Regions from separate parts of the Homo sapiens genome. Here region 1 is linked to region 2. A link is a loop called in an ENCODE intact Hi-C map of the cell type or tissue named here. Cell type or tissue: HCT116. All regions are shown on one strand. Links, peaks and the distances in the headings refer to the core of each region. The heading gives the core; the rest is flanking DNA.

Evidence for each region. Peaks named below come from ENCODE experiments on the same cell type or tissue, not always from the same donor. Only the 100,000 strongest peaks of a DNase experiment are listed, where the experiment ranks them.
Region 1: a loop joins it to region 2, with 3 times the contacts of the local background. A loop is called at or near these places in 2 of 110 quality-filtered maps.

The regions. Positions count from the first base shown.
Region 1 is chr14:74,203,858-74,212,193 of GRCh38, reverse strand. It overlaps LOC105370564 (a long non-coding RNA gene), which reads left to right. Exons shown (of 3, transcript XR_944025.3): 3 at 3,243-3,333. Among named protein-coding and RNA genes, the nearest start is that of VSX2, 31 kb to the left of the region's middle. In HCT116, for the core only: a CTCF peak has its summit at 4,050 (motif pointing left); a DNase peak (open chromatin) is centred at 4,023.
Region 2 is chr14:74,474,818-74,483,153 of GRCh38, reverse strand. NPC2 (NPC intracellular cholesterol transporter 2) reads left to right here. Exons shown (of 5, transcript NM_006432.5): 4 at 2,375-2,452; 5 at 2,866-3,214. The coding sequence ends at 2,880. It overlaps MIR4709 (microRNA 4709), which reads left to right and starts at 2,950; the gene lies at 2,950-3,021. It also overlaps a transcript of SYNDIG1L not described here and the pseudogene RAP1AP. In HCT116, for the core only: a CTCF peak has its summit at 3,933 (motif pointing right); no DNase peak of the experiment used is centred there.

The sequences.
Region 1 (8,336 bases), core at 186-8,185, 270 kb after region 2:
CGAAGGAGAGCCCAAGGGTGCAGCATCTGGGCTTGGAGTTTGACTGACAGCCCTCCCCCACATTGAGGTCACGGTGAGTGAGGGCACAGGACAGGGCCCTCCAGCCCTTATGCTCAGTCACTGGTGGAGCATGAGTGGCAGCTGCCAAAGGGACATGTTGACCATCTTCTGTCCTTCTTTCTGACTTCATAGCTTTGAACCCAGGGTGAGTCTGGGATCCTCTAGATTCCCCTATGCTATTGCCCCAAATAGCTTCCATGGGGTGGTTTGAAACATAAAAACCATCAGCTTTCATCAACACTTCCCTCTAGAGGCTCAGAGAACCTTAATTTCTTTTAAGGCACAGCTTACCTAAAGTGTGCAGCCACTAACTGCACAGCTCGATGAATGTTTACACACATACCCTCCTGTGTTAACCAGCACTCAGATCAAGACAGAGAATATTTCCAAAACCCCAGAAGGCTCCCCGGGCCCCTTTTCAGTTAATACCTCCAAGGTTACTACTATTTAGACTTCTATCACATAGATTAGTTCTGCCTGTTCTAGAATTTCATACAGATGGAGTCATACGGTATGTGCCCTTCATTCGTGTTTGGGAGATTCATCCATATTACTGTGTGAAGCGGCATGGTAGTTTGTTCATTCTTTATTGCCAGTTGGCATTCCACATAGAATATACAATCTATCCATTCTCCTGCTGATGGCCTTTGTTCCCCAGTTTTTTACTTGAATGAATAAAGTTGCTATTGTTTTCACACGTGTCTTTTGGTGTCAACTCATTTTTGTTGGGTATAAGTGGAATAGGCAAAGGTATATTCTTTGAATTCTTTTTTTTTTTTTTTTTTTTGAGACAGTCTCACTCTGTTGCCCAGGCTGGAGTGCAGTAGCACAATCATGACTTTCTGCAGCCTCAAACTCCTGGGTTCAAGTGGTTCTCCTGCCTCTGCCTCCCAAGTAGCTGGGACTACAGGTGTGCACCACCATGCCTGACTAATTTAATTTTGGAGAGATGAGGTTTCACTATATTGCCCAGGCTGGTCTTGAACTCCTGGCCCCAAGTGATCCTCCTGCCTCAACTTCCCAAGGTAATGGGATTACAGGTGTGAGCATCATGCTTGCCACCCCCTGTCTTTTTTTTTGACAGCGTCTCACTCTGTGGCCCAGGCTGGAGTGCAATGCTGCCACCATAGCTCACTGCAGCCTTGAACTCCTGGGCTCAAGCCATCCTTCCGGCACTGCCTCCTGAGCAGCAGGGACTACAGGGATGTACCACTGCGCTGGCTAATTTTATTTAATTAAAAACATTTTTTTTGTAGAGATGGGGTCTCACTATGTTGCCCAAGCTAGTCTCTAGCTCCTGGACTCAAGTAATCCTCCTGCCTCAGCCTCCCAACATGCCGGGATTACTGGTGTGAACCAACGCATCTGGGACACTTGATCCTTTCGACAACCTGGTGAAGTAGTTATTTTCCCCCTTTAACGGAAAAGGAAACTAAGTTCAATAAGGGTAACAATCCTATCCAAGGCCACACCCCAAAGCTATTAAGTAGCAGAAACCACATTAAAACTAGAGTGATCAACGGTCACATGGTCAAGACTGTTATTCCTCCCAGGAAACCCCTGAGTTCCAAGCAAATCAGACGGCTAGTCACCCCAATTCAAACCCGACTGGACTCAAAAATGGAGCTTTTTTTTTGTTTTTTGTTTTTGTTTTTGAGATGGAGTCTCGCTCTGTCACCCAGGCTGGAGTGCAGTGGTGCGATCTCAGCTCATTACAAGCTCCGTCTCCCGGGTTCACGTCATTCTCCTGCCTCAGCCTCCCGAGTAGCTGGGACTACAGGTGCCTGCCACCACGCCCGGCTAATTTTTTGTATTTTTAGTAGAGACGGGGTTTCACTGTGTTAGCCAGGATGGTCTCGATCTCCTGACCTTGTGATCCACCCACCTCAGCCTCCCAAAGTGCTGGGATTACAGGCATGAGCCACCGTGCCCGGCCCCAAAAGTGAGCTCTTAATCATCAGGCTGGGATTTCCTCTGGCCTAAAATTTCACCAGACAGCACATGGTGTTAACATAGACTCAAGGCAGAATATTTTGTCTTCAAAACACTCTTGTGATATAAGGATTTTACTTGTTTTTGTTTTATTTTGAAGAAAGTGATTTCATTTAAAGTAGATCTGAGTTAGGTAAGAATAAAATTATTTATATGAAAAGAATTTTCTAACACATTAATCCATCAAACAAGGATTTATTCAGCACCCATGAGCTGAAAAGAAGTTTAAGGCAGTCCTTGACTTCAAGAAATTAATCATTTACTTAGGGAGCTAAGAGTAAAGCTTAAGGAATAAAATTAGAGGATAATAAACAGTAATAATAATCACCCCATATGTGAGTACTTACTGTGCCCAAGGGGCTTTACCGAGTCTAATTTAATCTTTACAACACAGCTGTGAGATATGTTCTGCTGTTATGCTCATTTCAGACGAGGAAACCAAGACTTGGTGAAGTGAAGTGATTTGGTCAAGGAAAAAAATCATTGAGCTGTTCACTTAAGATTTGTAGATTTAATATAAATGAGTTACGCTCTGATAAATCTTTATTGAATGGGAAACCCTTGAAAATACGGACATTTTTTGCTTTCTCTGCTCTTGAATTTCCTATTCCCCAATAATTTAGTGCAAAATGTTAAAGATGTATTTTGGCTTGTTTCATTTTAGGAAAATAGCAGGTCGGGTCAAAATGGCGCTTTTAGCCTTAATGGCTTGGGTGCAAATAGGCATAGCTTGTGACTGTGAAATCAGAGGTCCTGGGTTGCAGAGGGGTCCTGGAGCTGACACAGGCCAATGGGCCAGTACAACCTGCTTGGTTCCCCAGCTGCATGAACTGTTGGCCCCATGGTCAGTCCTGACCAGAAATGCACAAGGGTATTTGTCCCCTGGGTCCTCAAGGTCAGCTCCTCTGTCTCCCTCCAACACACCCCAAACCTTATCATATCCCTCAACCTCCTGACCCTGCCACCCATCTCTGCTTTTCAGGTTTGCAGGCCCCCACCCAGAGGCACCTTCATCATTCCTCCCTGACGTGTCGACTTTCATTTTCCTAGGACGAGTCTCATTTGACAGTCTCCTGCCCATATTTCTAAGCTCTCTGGGTCTCGTTGTGCTATTTCTCTGTCCTCTCTGGGGTTTGTAACACCAATCATCTGCAGGTTTCATTAGCATGCTGTTTACCCCTGTCTTTCAGATCATTAATGAAGATGTGAAGTGAGACACCAATCCTCACAGCCCCCACCACGTGCTCCCTCCCATGCCTGGCGCTGCTGGAGTCATTATCCTTCCTGGTGTGACAGGGTCAGAACCAAACCAATTTGCATCAGTCTTTGGTGATGTTGTGAAGCGTCGCCTGCCCTGCAATCCTGCTGCTGTAACAACTGCTTCAGCTGTCTGTTCTGGAGTGCTCTTCGCTCCTTTGGAAGACTGATCAGATCTGGCCACCCCAGTTCTGGCTGAAAGCCCTAGAGCGACCGCAATGGTAGGGCAGGATTCAGGGCTACACATGGCTGACATTGTTCCTTCTTCGTTTTGCTCTTCTGAGCTGGACAGAAAGCAGTCCCTCTTTGGAAAACAGGATGGACAAGTGCATACATTAGTGGAGGACGCAGCAGATGTGGCAGGCATAGAATTTTACTCATTGCTCCATCTATTTCTATCAAGGAAAATGGGGAGTGCTCCCAATTTCCGCCCATTTTCTAGCCCAGGCCTAGTCAGATGTGTGGGCTTGTATATTCTGGGAACCTGGGGCTGATGTGGTCAAGTCACTTCTTGGGGACAAGGTCAATTCTTCTCCATTTTCTCATGTCATTTGGTCCTGAGGGTTTTATATCTTCTTTAGCAATTCCATGACTATGCTTCTCATCCTGCAGGGAAACTGACTTTATATACACACTTGTCTCCCAATAAAAGTGAGAACCACCTCCTACATATCCCTTGTGTCTTCCAGACTCCAACTCAGATGAAATGCACTTCCTTCTCTTTCCTGATTGTGCAGCGCCTCCAACTGGTTGTTTGTGATGAAAACATGAGTATAATTACAGACTCTTCTCTGACCCATTTCTACTCCTGACCCCCAACTCATCTTTTCTTCCTTCTCTCCAATTGGGAAGGGGAAGGGAAGCAAGGAGAAAGTAGCGAAGGAAACTCTCGCAAACACATCTGAAGTAAGATGCTGCATGTCCAAGAGCTGGGGGAAACTTAACGCTACGACTCTACAGCAAAGTTAGGTGAGACATATTTTCTCAGGGTAGGTAAGGAAAGACTGAGGAAAAAGATAGCTATTTGGCAACACTGAACACCTACTGACTGAATGATTTTTTTCTGCTCCTGGGCAAAGGCTCTGAGGAGTGTGGGGAGAGATGGGACTGTCATGAATAGGGAACAAGTTTTTTTTTTCCACATTACATGCAATGAGGTAGAGATCCTAGGGTATAGCTGGATGCTTATTAGGTGCTCAGTAAACACTTATTGGTGTACAGATTGATATACATTTGCATACTAAAGAACAAATTTCATTACCATATACAAAGGTTATCGATGAACTATGTATGTATGCACATGTGTGCAGGATAACAGGCTGAGCTGAGAAGCAGGGCTTTTAAAATCTGTATATCCGGCCCCAGAGGCTTTTTTCTCCCTGTATTATAAAATCAATACCTGTTTCCGTAGAGAGTTTGGAAAATGTAGAAGAAAACAACAATACCCCATATTCCTCCAACCAGGCAGCAAGCACTATTACCACCTTCGCCTATTGCCTTCCATTCACCACCCCACTGTAATTGTTATATCTGGCCATTTCACTTATCCTTATGACAAAACCATTTCTTCCATGATATCATAACCTCTTTGCAAACACACCAAATGGCTGCATGGCAGTTCGCTACGGGAATGTACCATGATTTACTCAACAGCTGCACATCTGAACAGCCTTTGGGCCACTTGAAGGCAGAGGCAGCAGCAGCAGAGGTGGATGGCGGGAAGTAGGAGGCCAAGGTGAAGCAGCTCGCAGGACCTTGCTTCCCCATGAGCCCCCCGACCACCATTCCTCAGAGATCATTTCTGGTTCCAATCCTCACATATCCTTCATGGGTCCTGCCACAGCCAGCACTTCTCATTTCTACTCAGCCTCAAGTCACTGACTTTCCCAACTTGACTCTTCTCAGCTGCTCCTTTGTGTGAAGTCACTGGCTCAGGCCAGCTTGGCTCCTGGGGCTTGGCTGCGTCCAGAAAGGCCCTGGGATGTGACCTTCAGCCTCGCTTGACCCTGAGGCCTCAGGCTGCAGTCAGGCGAGGGTCTCTCCATGGGCTCCCAGAGAAGGCAAAGCCCAGAGGAGGCTGCTGCGGGAGCAGAAGCCTGAGTGGACCCTGCTTAGTCCTGGAAAGGGACCTGACAGGTTTGCGAGAACCTGACAAATCTCACACCATAGAAAACTATCTGGCCCAGGCACAGTGGCTCATCCCAATACTTTGGGAGGCGGAGGTGGGCGGATCACTTGAGCCCAGGAGTTCGAGACCAGCCTGGGCAACATGGCGAAACCCCATCTCTGCAAAAAATACAAAAATTAGCCAGATGTGGTGGCACGTGCTTGTGGTCCCAACTACTTTGGAGGCTGAGGCAGGAGGACTGCTTGAGCCCAGAAGGCAGAGGTTGCAGCGAGCTGAGATCGTGCCACTGCACTCTAGCCTTGGTGACAGAGGGAGACCCTGTCTCACCAAAAAAAGGAAGGAAGGAAGGGAGGGAGGGAGGGAGGCAGGGAGGGGGGAGGGGGAGGAGTGGGGGAAGGAGGGAAGGGAAGGGAAGGGAAAGGAAAAAGAAAACTATCTGGAGGAATGTGGAGGACTGGTGGGTTAGGGGTAGGAGGTTATGACTGAATCAAACAGGGAAGTGTGTTCCTGTGCAGTGATTGGAAAAGCATGGATGCTCAGAAAATACTAGGACTACAAAGATTAGCAAAGTACAGTGATTTGAGGCTTATGTATGCCAAGTTCAGTATCAGTTCAGAAACTTGCCAATGTCACAAAGTATACCTTTCCCTCCCTTGCTTAATGCCACTGTCTGTAGAGTCAACAATGGTTTCTACTGAGTGTCCATGCTGGCACAGGGCCTCAGTGGGTGGAAGGATGGGGGTAGGAGAAATAGTAAACTGTCAGCTCTTCTGAAGGGTTACAGAAATGGTATTCTGCTTAACTGACTAGTCAAGGTAACCAGAAGTTACTATATTTTCCCTATAGGGATTGCCAATGTTTTTTTTGTTTGTCGTTTGTTTTTGTGTGAGACAGTCTCACTCTGTCACCCAGTGTGGAGTGCAGTGGTGCAATCTCAGATCACTGCAACTTCTGCCTCCCAGGTTCAAGCAATTCCCTTCCCTCAGCCTCCTGAGTAGCTGGGAGTACAGGCACCTGCCACCCTGCACAGCTAAATTTTTTTGTATTTTTTCATTTTTTTTTTATAGTAGAGACGGGGTTTTGCCATGTTGGCCAGGCTGGTCTTGAACTCCTGACTTCAAGTGATCCACCCGCCTCAGCCTCCCAAAGTGCTGGGATTACAGGTGTGAGCCACCATGTCCGGCCTAGGGATTGTCAATTTTTAACAAATGTGAGTATAATAAAAAATTAAATACTACATGGAATCTGTTTTATAGATCTATCCATCAAGCAATTATATACGTAATGGGTAAGATATGCCATGCACCATTCTCAACACTTTGCAATACTCGTTTAATCTCTACAGCTACCCTAGTAGTTAGGTGCTATTTGCACCCAGGCAGCCTGACTTCAGAGCCTGTGCCCTTATCCATGATGCTGATATGACTCTTTAAAGTGGAAAAAGTCCTAAGGAAACCAAGGCTTAGAGAGAAGTAACTTACACAAGATCACCCCTGCCTCTCTCTCAAAATCCAAGCACTTACTATATCTTAGACCAGCAATGAGGCTATGAACACCGAATGTCAAGGCACAGTTCATTCTTTCAACAAATGCTTATTTTAGCACCTATTATGTGCCAGGTAGTTCTGTTTATAACCAAAGAAACTGTAGGAAATTGAACAAATTTGGATCAATTCTTTGGCATGTCCCAAAAGTTATTTTTAAAAGTCAAATCTTATCATTATCCTCTCTGTGCCTCAGAAAACTGAAGGTAGAAAAACAATGCAACTCTGATTACTTGAGTTTTTTGGCTCCTCAGATTCTACATAACTGAATCTCCTTTGGTATTGGAGGTCACTTTCAGAAACATCAGGTATAGAGATCGAGACAGAAAGCAGAGGGCAAGAGAGAGATGAAAATATGTGAGCCCAATTCTGCTCCGAACTTGGGTTTAATTGAGATTCCAACTGCCACTCTCCCCTGCATTCCTTTGTCCCTGGCTATGACCAAGTTTACGGCTGTATCGCCCCAAGTAATCCCCGTAATGGGCTGCAATCCTGGGGGAGCTGTTTTTGTTCATTAAGTGACCAACCTCTGAGCCACATGGAGCGCGGCCAGTTACAGCTTCTTGCCCTGGCAGATGGGCCACTTTTCTGTTTTAAAAAAACAGGGATCTTTCAGGAGAGAGGAGATAGTAGGCAGGGGTTGGGGACACAATCAGGGACATAAAGGTGATGGGTGCTAGAAATGAAGGCCAGAGTGAGGGGGGCAGTGGGTGCCCCTTCCAGGTCATGCAGTCTTCTAGGGCAGAATTCACTCACGTGCTGTGTGTTAGCTTTCTTTGCAATGGTAACTATAGTTGTGTAGGGCTTACAGTTTGTGAAGGGCTCAATGTAGTTCCTGGAGTGATGCTACCAGTCTGCAGAGGTGGGAGGAGTGAGGGGGCCATAGACAGGAGGCAGCGAATGAACAGAGTAGGGCAAATAGCTGAGAGGGGGCTTCCCCTGAGGGTCAGAAATTCTCAGTGCTTCAGACTCCAGCTCAAGTGACAGGGGCCAGGCTGTGCCAAGAGCAGTTCTCTCAAGCCAACTGACTCTTACCTCTCTGCCCACAGCCCCAGTGTCTGCTTCTTGAAGTTGGGGAAACATTGCAGCAGCTGCTTGTTGGGAGACCCGTCCCCTCACTGCACTGCCCCACCCCCTCCCCGCCACCTGCCCCACCACCCCATGTCTGTCCTCTGGGTAGAGTTGTGTGAAGCGGAAGACAATTTGGGGCTTATTAGTGTCCCAGGGAGACATGTAACTTGTGTTGCTGGGACCCAAACAGCAAGAGTCTTAGCGGCAAACTCCAGCCGAGAAAAGACTGAGGAATTGTCTCACCTAATTACAGGGAATGGCCCTCTTTGTGTTTGTGATTCGGT
Region 2 (8,336 bases), core at 75-8,074:
CCCTGTGCCTGCAGTATCTAGGATTTTAAGCATACACTGTTGGCAGTTGACTTCAACTTGCTTTCTGTAGGAATCTTCTATCGTTGGGTCATATTTTTCAACAAAAATTCCCTGAACAAACTGAACCATCAGAGCAGACTGCCCAACACCTCCTGAACCAAGGACCACTAGCTCACCCGTGATGTGGTCTGTTTAAATACTGATGATTCCCCCAGTCTGGCACCTCCTCCACCTCCTCCTCCCTCCTCCCTCCTCCCTCCTCCCTCCTCCCAGCTGCGGCTCCTGCTTCGGCTCTGCACAGCAACGGCTGATGCCATTTTTATATACAATATTTCACTTGGATCTCATGACCATCCTATGTAGAGGTGATATTATCTCTATTTTACAGCTGAAGAAATTTGAGCCTCTGAAGTTATGCAATATGAACAGAGTCCACTCCACTAAGAAGCAGTGGAGCCCAGGTTTTGAGCTGGGTCTTATAACTCCAAAGCCTGTGCAATGTTAAAAGATTTTAGCCAGGTACCAAATAATTAAAGATCCAAGTTGTCTTAACATTGTCATCAGAAAATCCTGGTTTCTCCATTAATCTCTTAACAAAACAAGAGAGCAGTAGTTTGTTAGCTCCATGGCAGAGAGGTAGCTTTTTCCAGCCTTCTTTCTGCCCTCCAATCCCCACCTTCACCTCTGACCCATCCCTGCTGCACCTACCTCTTTTTCTACCAAGCACTCATAAGGTAGATCCTGCTGCAGTGGACCTGTATTAAAGATATGTATCTTGATAAGAATGGAGGAAATAGAGGGATGGCCTTTTTCCATGAAGAAAAAGAGCCGCATTTCTTGAAATCAAGTAGAACTCAGGAGCAATATCTGGCCATTTATTTTCTAGGAAAGGTAAGTAATTAAAGAACATTCTAAAGAGACTCAAATATAGGATGTCTGTGCTTAAGGGCTGTTGGAGACCTTAGAGGTCAGGGACAGATTAGTAGATGAATATCCACATAACCATGGGCATGTCTGAACCTCAGTTACGTATGCAGTGACTAGTCAGAGCCTGATACGTAGTAGGTACTTAATGTATGGTAGTTATTGTCTGTTAAATGAGTTACATTTAATTTGAAAAATAGCTCAAACTGCTTAAGCACTAAATGAAGCAGTAGTTAATGTATACTAGTCTGGAAAAACTCACAAGGCAAGTTTCAAGAACCTGAATATCAGTGCCACTCACATGTTCCATTGTGAAGAAACATTAGAGTACAAAAGAGAGGTAGTAACTAGTGACAAGTAAGCTAATGTCCACATAAGAAAGGACCTGCAGAGTGTCAGTGAGTTATCAAGAATTGGAAGGGACCACTCACGTGATATGAGTGTAACAAGTCAAGGCAGGGATTTCTGATGAAGTACATTATTAGAAAGCAGTTTAAGGGCGTTAACTGAAAGTATATTGCTACAAAAGGTTGTCATCCTTGAAATTATTCATACAGCTACAGACTTCTCTAGGCCATCTTTTGTGCTTTGACATTTCCATTTCTAGCTAACAAGAACGTTTCCTTATACCTAAGAATCTAAATTTTTTTTACTCTCTGCTCTTCATGGTTACATTGGGAAAAAGCTGGATCAGATTGCCAAATACATGAGAAATTGCTTAAATGTGAAATTATTCATGTAAGCCTTCATGTGTTAGTCCATTTGCCTTGTTGTAAAGGAATACCTAAGACTGGGTAACTTGAAAAGAGGTTTGATCAGCTCACGGTTCAGCAAGCTGTACCTGAAGCATAGTGCCACCACCTGCTTCTGGTGAGGCTTCAGGAAGCTTACTGTTAGGACAGAAGGCAAAGGGGAGCCAGCGTGTCACATGGCCAGCACTAAAGCAAGAAAGAGAAGGGGGAGGCCCCAGACTCTTTTAAACAGCCAGATCTCATGTGAAGTCAGTGAGAACTCACTCATCACCAAGGGGACGGTGCTAAGCCGTTCATGAGGGATCTTCCTCCATGATCCAATACTTCCCACCAGGCCCACCTCCAACATTGGAGGTCACATGTCAACATGAAATTTCAAAGGGACAAATAACCAAACCGTATCACTTCATTTATATGCCATTGATCTAAGAGAGAAGAGAATGCTTTAGAAATTACATTTGATAAATTAACCAAGTTAGTATGTGGTGCTGCTAGCATCAAATCACAAGTATAACTTTGTTCACTCTCTTAAGGCTGTAAGCTGTGCCCACATGCTAAGCAGCCCTCATGATTTAAGAAAAAAAGTATGAGGAGTTAGGAAGTTTGCTACTGTACATCTAGGATTCATAGTTAAACCAATTATGGATAGAAGTCAGGTCCTATTTTCATTTTTCTCAATTATTTTTCTCTTTCTCCAGATAAAACTGGTGGTGGAGTGGCAACTTCAGGATGACAAAAACCAAAGTCTCTTCTGCTGGGAAATCCCAGTACAGATCGTAAGTCTATCTGGGGGTGAGAGGGCATGGGTGGAGGGAAGAAAGTGGAGGAGAAATCAGACTGAAACTAAATCAGTGCCATAAGATAAAAGGAATTTCAAGACTGCTGTTTTATGCCTCTCAACCTCTAAAAGCATCTGAGACCCTATTTCCTGAGAGCTCAGAACTGTTGCCTTTGTAATATCCTTTGTTAAAAAAAAAAAAGGTTGAAGGAAAGAAGAGAGAGTGAGACTGTAGAGATTGATTTAACTGTCTTCATTGGTTTTTTTCTGTCGGAGTAAGGAAGGTCCAGCCAGACAGGACCTGAAGGAGGTTGCTTAGGAATGTCTGATAACTTGCCCTAGGGTTATTGCCCTGACAGTGGAGGAAAGGTTCCAAACCACTTCCACTGAGCTGGGACATTACATCCACAGGTTTCTCATCTCTAAGTGCCTCATTGAGTTCGGTGCATCTGGCCAATGAGTCTGCTGAGACTCTTGACAGCACCTCCAGCTCTGCTGCTTCAACAACAGTGACTTGCTCTCCAATGGTATCCAGTGATTCGTTGAAGAGGAGGTGCTCTGTAGCAGAAACTGAGCTCCGGGTGGCTGGTTCTCAGTGGTTGTCTCATGTCTCTTTTTCTGTCTTAGGTGGTTTCATTAAATGCAGCACTTGGTTAGCAGATGTTTAATTTTTTTTTTAACAACATTAACTTGTGGCCTCTTTCTACACCTGGAAATTTACTCTTGAATAAATAAAAACTCGTTTGTCTTGTCTTCTGCATGTGGGCTGTGGTCTTCTCCTGCTCCTTTCAGGGTACATTCTGCTAGAACCATGGAAGGCAGGCCCCCAGTTCCGTGGTCCCAGAGTGCACTGAAGACATGACTTTTTCAGAAACTCTTTTTCCTCCTTTTTGTCCAGTAAGACCATATCTATTTTATATAAAATGGCCTTGTTTTGCTTTATTTGACACAATCTTATACCACCAAGCATGCTCGAAAGAAGCAGTGAAAGTAAAAATCACCTAGTTGAATAATAACGCCTGAAAGGTTGAAGGAACTGAATTTGGTGGGGAGGGCAGGTAGGGGTTAGGGATTACAGGTTAGGATGAGGCATGGTGATCTTTTGGGAACACTGCTGTGAAGAAAGCCTAGAAGCTTAAAAATGAAATGTGAAGTTGTAGCAAGTAATGGCTAAATTAATTAAATCTTGGAGTTTCCTATCTTAAAGTACAAGTATAATCATGGGCATATATTTTGCCACCTATTTTGAGTCAGTATACTAGCAGTCAGCTCTTAGGTGGTACAGGGATTACAACCCCATTCACAATTGAGTTGAATAACATGGACCTTAGGTCATCCATTGTTAGGGCAAAAGGAAGGAACATTCATACAAAGTGCTTGTGAGCAAGTGATTGATTTGATCCAGTTCTTTTCATCCCACTAATTTCACTAGACCCTTGGATTTCTTTGGTCTGTGAGTTTCCCAGGAAAACCACCAGGGGACAGTGATGGATCAGGAATACAGTTATCAACAGCCAAGCTTTCCTAGTTAATGCTAGGAGCCAGTCAACCAGTGTACTTTTTACCTAAGATCTTTTGTGTATCCTGCCACATTGAGTCTAGAGTGACAGTCCACCTTGTCTCCCATACCAGACTCTAGATGTATCAGAATTGTGTGAATTCCTGAGGCTGTTAACTGTTGTGCGGGTCTCTGGCTTCGGACTGCCTATGGTTGAATCCTGGCACCAACAATTAACAGGACTACCAGTGTGATCTTGAAATCACTTCATCTCTCTGTGTGTCAGTCTCCTTATCTGTTAAATAGGACTAATAATAATAGGGCTGTGAAGACTAAATGAGATGAGGCATGTAAAACACTTAGAATGACCCTGGCTATAGTATATACTCTCTAAATGTTAGCTGTCACTCTGGGAGACAGACATTCTTCTTTGTCTACAAATAGCAGGAAAATTAGAAGGTTCAATCTGAGATTTGATGATGTCTCCTCAGAAGGATGAGGCTATCCTCTGTGCACAAGAACTTTCTGAAAGGCCTGGAAAAGCTCAATTCTCATGTGTCCACTGTCTCCCTATTCCCAGAAGATTTCTCATGCCATTTAGCTCCTTTGAAGTTAACAGCTACCCACCCTGCATACTCCTCTGCCCTTGTGTTAAAAGAAGACAGGACTCACAATACCATGCAAAATGAGTACTTGCCTCTAGCTAGGAACAGTGCCTACTTCAGGGAGAATTGATTTTGATACAGCTGACTAGTTTGAGTGTTAAACTATTTTGGAAATAATTTACATATCTAAGTTCTAAAATATATTTTTCTTTCCTCCACTTATTCTTCAAATTTGAAACAATGTTTTAATACTGTATATCTTTCATTGTTTATAACTTGCATTCTTTGTGAAAATTTGTTCTTAGGGACAAAAAAATTCTTAATCTTTTTATGTGTAAAGCAGGAACAGACAGATAATACATAAACAGATACATATTATATCTGCGGTATTAAAATTTGGTGGGGTGGTCGATTAGGATTAAAAGGTCCATAAAAGCTCCTGTAAGGAGTGATAATGAAAAGGGTGGGGAAGCACTAAAGACAAAGAGTATAAGTAGATATTTCAGAAATCGAAATTAAAAAGTATTTCGGCTAGTTTATACCCTTCCATCAGAGCAAAAGGGGAACACAACAGCTTGTGACTGTTTGCCAGCCATCGCGGGGCTACATGAAGCCTGCAGCCGTGAGCTAGGTAGGGCTCCCGTGGGGGGATTAGTTTGAAAGGTCGTCTTCTACAGACAGTTCACAGACGCCCCCGTGAGTCATTAAAACATTGAGAAGCACTGAATCTTAGGTATATCAAAAAGGTCATCCTCTTTCCAATGACCGTCTCATGCTTTTCTAGTCCACGGAGCAGGTTTTGGAGGCTCAGCTCTTACATGAATTCCAGGACAGATAAATCCCAGATTCTAATTGTTGAAATAATAATGAGGGGCACCCCTGCTTATAGAATAAAGGGAACCCAACACCTCATATCTCCAGTTTGGGAAAAGGTTAAATATGAAGACTAGTATTCAGTCAAATCTTCATACTAATAAAAAGCAACAAGCATGGAGTAATTTTAAATCCTGCATATTTGGTTTTTAAATCTTAGTTGACTTTTTTTAAAAGGAACAGAGTGATCTTTTTTTTTTTTAACACAAAGTCTTTCAGAAAAGAAACAGGGTGATCTTGATTATGCTTTGGAAAGGTTGATAAAAACAGCTTGTTCTCTGAGAACACCCTCCAGACATAGGAAGAGTGGCTTGAAATAGGTGAGGTCAACTAAGAGAAAATGATCTGGGATCAGCCATTCACTTCAGATAATCCAAAAAGCAATGGTTAAATGGGTTGGTACAAGGACAGGGTTACAGTATATAAGAAAAGCATTAGCACAGAAAAAGGAGTCGTGTAAGAAAGTCGCCAAGGTGAAAGTCACGTTAAACAAGTGTTTTTCCCAAGGAAGAGACAGAACAGGAAATAGAGGTTGGGGTATGCCTTATTTAAAGGCCTGGAACACTCAGGCGAGGGTGTGTGTGTGTGTGTGTGTGTGTGTGTGTTGGGAATGGGGCTGGGGGGAGACAGGGTTGTGTGTGTGTGTGTGTGTGTGTGTGTGTGTGTGTGTGTGTGTGTGTGTGTTGGGAATGGGGCTGGGGGGAGACAGGGTTGAGTGACCCAAAGTAGAAAGTGGCTCTGGATCTCCACAGATGTTGCCTGAAAGTCTTTGAAGGATTTGAGTCATTTTGGGTGGTTGTGTCTTTTTCTCTGAAGAGAATTCCTCAGCCTATCCCTAGATTCTAAACTGAATCCGATTCACTTACAGCTGTCAGTTGACTAGCAACTAAATGGTCTGGGTGTTGGTTGCCATGGAAACAGCTAAAAGGCCCATTGCTATGGGAACCTACCAGGCTCTCCAAACCAGGGGTTTGGTTCCTAAAAAGGGGTGGAGGGGAGGGTGGAGACCAGGAGATGGCCTGCATAGGTGGCTCAAGGGTCCTGGAAGAGGGTGGGCAATGTGGGTGAGTGGATCCGGCCAGCTCCTCTCGACTGGGGCAGAAGAACAGTGACCTCTTCTACTTTCTGCAGATGTTCCCATGCCTGTTCTCTGCTCACTGCCCAATGCTAGCCACAGAGCACAGGTGTTTGCAGTTGCAAATGGAGACTAAGAGCCTGAGATTCTGGAGCAGACGTGGCATGTCAGTGTGGCTCCCCTCACCTGCAGGGGCTTGGAGAAGGACGGCTCCCTTCTAGCAGGCCGTCCTCCACAAATCATATGTCCCAGATAAGCAGCCAGCAGGCAGAAAGATCAGCTTAGCTCTGACTGCCAGTGGGTAAGGCCAAGAAGGAGCCTGGCAGACAAATGGATGGCTGCTGGCCTTGAACATGGCAGAGCTGCTGGGTGTGCCAGATCAAAAAGCAGAGAGCAGGCCAGCAGCAGCAGACTGTTCTCAGCGCTGGAGAAATGCATTGCTCTGCCCACTACACCCTCAACCATCCATATGCCTCTGCCACAAAGGGGGATACTGCAAATGGATCAACATAGGAAAGATGAGGTTTGATGGAGATTCTCAGTGTACACACACAATGCTTGTAAGATTCTTTTCTGTTTTGCAATCAAAGTAACTCTCACATTAGTGTTTAGTGGTAAGATGATTTTTTTACTAAAACAAAGAGAAAACATCCCAGAAGCTCTTCCATTAACCACTGTTAATGTGTAATGTACAAATTGAAGGGATTGGACTAATCACTAAAGCCTCTGTCAGGACTAACAGCTTATGATGCATTGAGACGCTGAAAGGAAGTTGAAGAACCACTGGCAAATGGACACAGATGAATCGTTTTCTAGTTACTCATATTGTGAGGGCGGGGAAAATCTCTGAACTCCAGAGAGGCTTAGGATGGAGACTAAGGCCAAGACATTTGCTTTAGAGACCATTTCAGATATGTTGGGCCCAGGAGACTTTCACTTGGTTCTGCAGAATTCTGAGATTTGTGATGCTGATTTTTTTTTCTCCTAATCTTGCCTTTTTCCTGCCTGGAATTGTTAGTCTCAGACCCTCCCAGGAGCTTCAGAGTCTAAGAGCCTGGCACCAGAGAAAGAGAGAGAGAGAGATGCCACTAGAACTTGGACTGCTCCACAGGACAGTTGAGCACTTCCCCAGAATCTGTGGGGAGGTTTTCACTTTTGGAAGCAGTAGTTGTTTACAGATTTCTGTAACATTTAAAATGTTAAATACAAGCTGGGTTTATATCTCACCTCCAACTTTTTCCAGCTGCTTGACTTTTGATGAGTTCCTTAACCTCTTAGGGCCTTAATTTCCTCAGCTGTAAAACAGGATGATAAGAATATACCCACCTCAGGTGGTTCTAATGATGACATGAGATGGGGGATGCAAAGTGCTCAGTGCAGTACCTGACGCATAATAAGTAGCTGAGAAAGGTCGTTAGTATTATTATTATCATCCTAGATAAAAAAGGAAGGTTGCAGCCATGGAAACTGCTCAGTGGCCTAGAATCATAGGCATTTGCCATGCATTTGTCTTCCAAATTTAATTCCAGGTGCCTTTCAAGACTGATGGCCTCTCTGATGCCACACTCTGGTTTGCCTTCATTAAGCCAGATTCTAACCCTCTCTTTTTAAGACACTTAACCACATTCTTTTTCATGTATGATTTTTATGTGTCTGCTTACCTTCCTACTAGACTGTAAACATCTTGAGAATAGAGACTACCCTTTCATCTTTCAATAAATGCCTAGACCTCAGCAATTGTTTAATGAATTTTTTTAATAGGGAAAAATGTCTTTTTTCTGTAGGTCTTGGATCAGACCATTTAACCCTATAGCAGCCTTGTCTCCAAAGG